Regions from separate parts of the Homo sapiens genome. Here region 2 is linked to region 1. A link is a loop called in an ENCODE intact Hi-C map of the cell type or tissue named here. Cell type or tissue: Calu3. All regions are shown on one strand.

Region 1 (4,000 bases):
ATAGTTAAAGGCTAAGGCTGTGAAGATGACTTGTGGGCTCCAATCCCCAACTCTGCCACTTACTGGCTTTGAAATCTTGGGCAAAGTATTAAACATCTTTGGTTTTTTGTTGTTTGTTTGTTTTTGCAACATATTCTTGCTCTGTTGCCCAGGCTGGAGTGTAGTGGCGTGATCTCAGCTCACTGTAACCTCCACCTCCTGGGTTCGAACCATTCTTCTGCCTCAGTGTCCCCAGTAGCTGAGACTACAGGTGCACACCATCACACCCGTCTAATGTTTGTATTTTTAGTAGAGATGGGGTTTCACCATGTTGGCCAGGCTGGTCTCAAACTCCTAGCCTCAAGCAATCCACCCGCCTCAGCCTCCCAAACTGCTGGGATTACAGGCCTGAGCCACTATGCCCGGCCTCAAACATCTTTGTGCCCAGTTTCCTCACATGAAACGTAATAATACTTCCCTCATAGGATTAGTACAGGTAAATGAGCTTGTACATGTGAAGCACTGAGGAAGGCACCCAGTATATAGTAAGAACTCCATAAATGGTCATGACCATTGTTAATGAGTTCTTATGCTAGACCAGTGTCTAGCATCTCACAGCTAGCAAGTTTCAGACTGTAATATGAACACATGTGTGTGAGACTCCAAAGCTCATGCTTTTTCCACATCTTGGTTGAATTAGAAAGTGGCAATGATAAGCGGGCAGGAGGGACATGAGTCTGTTCATCTTTCCTTCTTCCTTGAAATCCTGTTCTCTCATCCCCTCCCCCAGTACCTCTAAAATTCCTAACTGTAGTGATGCTGTGGAGCACACCCAGATCACCCTCTTCGGCCCAAGGCACCTATCCTTCCTTTCCCCTCCCCTGTTCTGGGGTTATAATTTAATAATAATTTGACTGTTTATGGCTCACAACTGCATCCCTCTCTGGGAATTATTTTTGGTCAAAGGTAGCTGCCTCACCCAAGGTTATGTCCCATCCTCAGGGACTGCTTATATCTAATCACCATTTTATGTGAGTTTGAGTCTCCAGGCTCTCCTGCTTTAACTCAGGACACCTCTGAAGGGCCATCCCACTTGCAGAGCTCTCTGTGGGATCAGCAGAGGTCTCTGTTGCCACTGATTCCTCTTCCCAATCATGCTTTTCTTACTCCCTTACAAGTGCTGCTCCAGGAGCATGAATCAATAATCCTGCTACATGCAAACCTCCATCTCAGCATCTGTTTCCAGGAAACCCAACCTAGGACTTGGTACTGGAAGTATTCTTAGGAGGCAGCTCTGCAGTGGGGCTTTGGAAGGGGCTCAGCAGACGGAGTATCAAAAGCTCCTGGCAGCTGTAGCAGTTCAATTGTTCATGAGAGGTTAAGGAGTATAGGATACCGGTGGAAAGGAACGCTCTGAAGGATACTATTGTCTCAGGCATTTGAGAAGCATGGAGGAAGTGGTGCTTTTAAGGACCATGGAATTAGATGTCTGTTGCTGGGTATTATTGATGCATTAGAAAAAAGACAATGAAGACAATGGTGATTAATCACCAACTTAAGAAGTGCAAGTTATAGACTGTCCTTGGCTGCGTATAAAGAGGTTCATCTTCTGCAGCTAGAGGGCAGAAAAAGCTAAGCATCAAACATTAGACTTAATTAGAAAGGGGGTGAAGTCCAGAAGTTTGTACTCTCAAATCTGATTTGATTATCACACCTTGATTGGAAAGGACCTGGGACTTAAGAACATCTGGGTCAATGCAATCAAGAACTCTGAAATCTGAGTCTGCTGAACCCTTTGAGCCTGAAGAAGTGGCCCACTCCTCTCTGTTGAAGACTAGTTGAAGGCTGGCCCTTATAATCTTTCTTAAGGATGTTGCAGAAGTCTCTACCTAGCAAGATAAATACACTCTGGCCTGTCACAGTGGCTCACGCCTGTGATACCAACACTTTGAAAGGCCAAGACAGGTGGATCACTTGAATCAGGAGTTCAAGACCAGCCTGACCAACATGGTGAAACCCCATCTCTACTAAAAATACAAAAATTAGCTGGGTGTGGTGGTGTGCGCCTGCAATCCCAACTACTTGGGAGGCTGAGGCAGGATAATTGCTTGAACCTGGGAGGCGGAGGTTGCAGTGAGCTGATATTGCACCATTGCACTTCAGCCTGGGCAACAGAACAAGACTGTCTTCTCAAAAAAAAAAAAAAAAAAGAAAAAAGATAAATACATTCCAGATGATGGGAAATAATCCTTATGAAGGTTGAAGGTTCAGGAGCTTAAAGTTTACAGTGACTTTTTTTTAAGGACATATAAGGCTATCCCCTCAAAAATAAAGGACAAATTATTGCATCTCATATCTGCCACACCTAAGAAAGAAGGACAATGCTTTTAGTCCTTTTAAGATTTTGGAGACAGCTTATCCACTCTGTGTGTCACCATACTCCTTCTTTATACTCTACATCCTGTGATGCCCCATTTAGGATCCTATGGTAACTAGTAATGTATCTTCACATTACATATGTTTAAAAATACACAATAAAGTGTTTTAACCAATATGAAGAAAATAAGGTAATTTGTAAAATTAGTACATATCTTGACATGCAAATACTTTGATTTAACTACACTGAAAGACATAAGTAAGTATTGTAATCAGATTTTTTGAACCTATATCTTTAAGGTTATTGAACCTATATCTTTGAACCTATCAATTGTGATAATTACAATATAGATTGATACATAGTTGAGTTACTCAAATACCAAGGATATTATCAATTATATGGTTTTTCAAAATGGTGATTAGCTCTTGGTAAAGTTTCAAACATTAAAAGTGCAATTATGGCCAGGCGCAGTAGCTCATGCTTGTATTCTCAGTACTTTGGGTGGCCAAGACGGGTAGATAGCTTGAGGTCAGGAGTTCGAGACCAGCCTGGACAACGTGGTGAAACTCCGTCTCTACTAAAAATACAAAAATTAGCTGGGCATGGTGCCAGGCACCTGTAATTCCAGCTGCTTGGGAGGCTGAAGCAGGACAATCACTTGAACCCAGCAGGCAGAGGTTGTAGTAAGCCAAAATCACACCACCGCACTCCAGCCTGGGTGACAGACTGAGACTCCGTCTCAAAAAAAAAAAGAAAGTGCAATTATTTATCAGGTACTTACATTACTGGAAAAAAAATCAATGTATATTGAAACCTTGAAAATAAAATCCTCTGTTTACATATAAAATAGAGTAAGCTTCCACATTCAGTTAATTATAAACAGATTTTTACCTACTGTCCAGCAGGAGATTCAAAAGACGTGCAATGTTAATTAATTCTTAATTGTATGGAAATGTTTTTTCATTGAAGGATACTAAATGCCAATAGTACTTCCAATCATTGTGATAACCAAAAATGCCCCCCTTTGAGGAAGTACCTATCCTGATAAGAACCACAGCTCTAATATGTCTGAATTTCTCCTGTTTCCTTTGCCACTCATTACATGCTAGTTTCTCAAGGTATCAGCTGTCTGTTAGTAACCCCAAATCCATATCTCCAGCATCATTATCTTCTTAAACTTTAGATGTGTATTTTCAATTTTCTGAAGGATATAGAATCTGAAAACCTCACCCATACATCAGACTGAACCTGTCCACCTCATTTTGTTAACTTTTACATAAATCTATTTATATTTCTGTTGTCTTAATCTGTGCCATTCTCATATACTCAATCATGCAAGTTAGCACCCTGGGTATCATCTTTGTTTCCTCCCAACTCTTACTCCCACATCAACGCAATCAGTAAGACCTTCTGATTTTGCCATCATCTCTCCATTCTATAACCATTGCACGTCATACAGAAAACAGTAACCTAACAACCAGAAGAAAATAGCTGGATTGTAAATGTGATCATGTTATCTTCCTGATTTAAACTCTTCAGACAGGACTAATGTCTCTTCTGTGTTCATAAATAACACCTTGCATGTACTTCAATCATTGCCTGTGCCACATTGTATTATAATTACCTGTTTGTATTTCTGCCCCA
Region 2 (4,000 bases), 89 kb after region 1:
TAAAAAAAAAAGAATAATATCAATCCTCTGGAGTTATTTTGGGAATCCAGTAGAATAATACTAATAAAGTTCTTGGCATGGGCTGGGTGTGGTGGCTTACGCCTGTTAATCCCAGCATTTTGGGAGGCCGAGGCAGGTGGATCATGAGGTCAGGAGATCAAGACCATCCTGGTTAACATGGTGAAATCCCATCTGTACTAAAAATACAAAAAATTAGCTGGGCGTGGTGGCAGGTGCCTGTAGTCCTGGCTACTTGGGAGGCTGAGGCAGGAGAATTGCTTGAACCTGGGAGGTGGAGGTTGCAGTGAGCCGAGGTTGCAGTGAGCCGAGATCGCACCACTGCACTCCAGCCTGGGCAACAGAGGGAGATTCCATCTCAAAAAAAAAAAAAAGTTCTTGGCATGATACCAATCAAGTTCAATATATAGTAGCTATTTTTATTGTTATCAGGCTTAAATATATATCTTGGTGTATAGTTTCTTTACATAAAATTGGAATCATACTTTTGAGTTCCTTATTTCATTTTTGCCATATTCATATGATACTATAAACATTTTCCTATGTAGTGGTAGTTAAAAGCATGAATAAAAATTAAAGTTAGACAAATCTGGACTCAAATTCAGGTTCCATTATCTACTACATATGCAACTTCAAACAAATACGTAACTTCTCTATGCCTCAATTTTCTCAACCTTGAAGTGGAATAATCATAGCAACTGTCTCACAGGGTTGTTATGAAAATTCAGGCAAAATTCTTGGTGCAATATTTGGAATATGCTAAAAACACATTTAACTTTAACTATTATCTGAAAATTACATTATATAGATGCTGCACATTTATGTTCTTTCTAATCTTTCACAACAGTAAATAGTGAAATCTTGGTCTCTGTCTTGTTTATGAGTCTTGGTCAATGTCTTTAGTTGTTTCCTTAAATACAAGGGCTAATAATACATTTCCAGGAGGCCTTTTATTTTCAAGTAAAATCTTAATTAGTGGGGATGATAAATAAAACCTATAAATAAAGGGGTGCTCAGAGACTGAAATAAATGGTAAAACAGGCAACAAATTATGCATGTTTTTCCTTGGTAAACTGAGATGGTGCTCCTTATGAGAGAGGTTTGAAAATCACTGAGCAAAAAACAAATCAATAATGTTAAAATTTTTTCTCTCACTGGAACAAACAATGGATTGGCTGTATATAGTTTTTCTGGTGCTGTACTGTAGGCAAAGGCAAAACAATAGTAATGTGGCTATTTAAGCATTCCATATTTAAGAAGAAATTCAAGCACTATAAGCCCCTTATTTCTTTCACAGAGAGGTCAAGCTAAACATAAATAGTTCCGTTAACTCCATGTAATACAAATGGTCAATAGATTTTAATGCCACTAGATGTAACACTTAAGAAATAAACTAGAATGTTCAAAACCCCATTCTACCACGGAAACTGAAATATGATTTTGGCTACAACTGCCTGATTTTCTATGATTCTCTATTATCCTAGCACTCCAACAGTTAATCTATTCATAAGTATGAGTCAAATAAATGGTGCTTCTAACATAATTTGACTGAAAATGTCCCATAGCAAACTTAATCAAAGCTTCAACAGAAGTTCCTAAAATGTAACTTCCTATTCATTCGTAGCTAGTCAAAGTAATGTCTCCATAATACAATTTAGGCAAAACATCCATAAACTTTTCACAATTCAAATAAACCAAAAAATTTTTAAACTTTAGATCCAAATAAGATTACGGAATTTTAAACTGAATGTGCTCTATAAAGAGATAACCAGTTCAGTTCTAACATTCAGATTCCTGAGGTTTTCTAAAACAATCAACTCTGCTGAAAAAAAAAAAATAAATAAAATAAAATAAAACATAAAATGTGCTTTAGTTTGCCTTTACATAAAAAATGGTTTTTGGCAAATTCGAAATATTGAAAAGTAAATATAAAACAAAACAATATAAATTGGTACAAACAATATAAATTATATGACAGAAAACTCACAATATAAATTATAAATTTAAACTTCTCCAAGCTTGCTAGGGTATAATAGTCTGCATTGAAGGTATCAAGCCTGAAACTACAGCTCGTTTTTAAAACAGGTGTCCAAGAGAATGTCACTTGATCTAAAGTCTTCTTGCTTTGGTTAAGTAATAGTGACACTGAGGCCAAGAACTAGAATTATGCTTTGACTAGGCCTCTGAACTGACCACAATCGATTCAAGCTGCTTAAGCATTTGAGCACCAGGCAAATGTGCTATGTTAATTACTGTTACATGATCTTGACATGAACTAATCCCCATTCCTATTAACTTCCTTAGTAAATGAAGCTTTAATGCTTAACTGATAACAAGTACTGGATAATCCAGAACAATATAAAATTTAACAGATGAGGGAGCAATAAGTGATGGCTACTCATGTTAGCATAATACATATTTATTTTACACGGCAGGATGACTGTGCATTAAAATTGCATACTGGCCTGGCATTAAATTTAAAACCAAGGCAGGTAGGGGTGGTGAAATGTAATTTCTACTTTGATCTTCACATTTTCTCCATATTAAGTAAGTTTTTTAGAAGTGCCGGAAGTGGTGATTACAGGATATCATGGAATTTGATAACTACACAACATGAATCAGCAACTGATGTGGTATGACATTTTGTTAACTCACCCAGTAATTACTTGCTTACAATAGCATACAAATAACAGCAGTGACTCCTGTCTCCACAAAGGTGTTTTTATCCAGAATATAGTATCCCTAAGCATCAGTCTAGGCAACCAAAGTACTGTAACTTACAGAAGCAATGTTACAAGTCAGAGTTTGTTTCTATTTTATCGATATTAAACCAAAAATATAACAGCTAAATGCAGGTAGTACTAAAACATTGTTTTCTTTATTAGGATAAAGCAGCAACATACCAGATCTTACATTAGTTTAAATATTTCTATAAGACAGAGACCCCATACTAGCACTTTCAGGAAAATGACTAACCAAATTGACATTATGGCCTAAATGATGAATGGGTCTAGAGTCATGCATGATCTATGCAGTTAAACATTTACTGAATGCCTTCTGTGTGTTGAATACTGCTCTAGACTTTGGAAACCTTTACTGATTTTCCCTTTCTCCCCATAACCACTATTACTACTACCACTGCTGCTGGCTAATTCTTACTAAGCAGGTGCTCACTCTGAAAAATACAATTTAAAGGAAAAATAGCAGCTTACAAAATACTGTATTAGGATTCCATTTTTGTAAAATAATATCTGTCCTTATGTGTGAATGTTTTAAAAGTCTGAAAGAAAACAGATAATAGAGGTTACCTTGGGAGGTGGGATTATGTGTGAACTTTGTTTTTTGTTTTCTGTGTTTCTATGTTTTTTAAACGTCACAATGAACATTGACTACCTTTAAAACAAACAAACAAAAAAACTATTCAGTTTTGAATGGCATACTGTGTGCTATGTTCTTGACACATATATTATTCAATTAATAGTAGGCTAAAGAGAGGGGTGTTTATATTTGACTCTAAATGAAGTATTGAGGTTTCCTGACTCCATTTTAAATATTACCTAGAAACATTATGCTATAATTATGTAATAGAAGAGATGAAAATGCAATTAAGTTTTAACCTTATTCAACTTTAGAGAAGCCACTGTTTCAATTATTTCAAAGTAGGATAAATTTAAAAAGAAGAGAGCTTGAGAAGTCACTTCAAAGGACCATTTGTTATTGCCAACAAGGCAACTCACGAAGTGCAACAAGGTCCTTTGGGTGGGATGCCTGCAATCAGCACTGGTGCCTACACCACCTAACATTCTAAAAGCCCCTTATTCAGAAATACTCAGAGATTCAATAAGCTGCAGTACAGTGCATTCTTAAGATCTGAGACTTTTTCTTCTTGTAATTTAAGAGACAATAAAATAGATTGGGATAAAACGTATTTTAAAGAAGCAGGTCATTACGTAATCTAACATTCAAAACATTTATGAATAGG

The links. Hi-C counts contacts between places; a loop is a spot of excess contacts. Peaks named below come from ENCODE experiments on the same cell type or tissue, not always from the same donor. Only the 100,000 strongest peaks of a DNase experiment are listed, where the experiment ranks them.
Region 2: it touches region 1 in a loop (3-fold over the local background); 1 of 110 quality-filtered maps calls a loop at or near these places.

Annotation. Positions count from the first base shown.
Region 1 is chr4:94,729,575-94,733,574 of GRCh38, reverse strand. No RefSeq gene overlaps it. Among named protein-coding and RNA genes, the nearest start is that of BMPR1B-DT, 26 kb to the left of the region's middle. In Calu3, a CTCF peak has its summit at 1,557; no DNase peak of the experiment used is centred here.
Region 2 is chr4:94,640,922-94,644,921 of GRCh38, reverse strand. All of the region lies in intron 9 of PDLIM5 (PDZ and LIM domain 5), which reads right to left. Among named protein-coding and RNA genes, the nearest start is that of BMPR1B-DT, 110 kb to the left of the region's middle. In Calu3, no CTCF peak of the experiment used is centred here; a DNase peak (open chromatin) is centred at 2,221.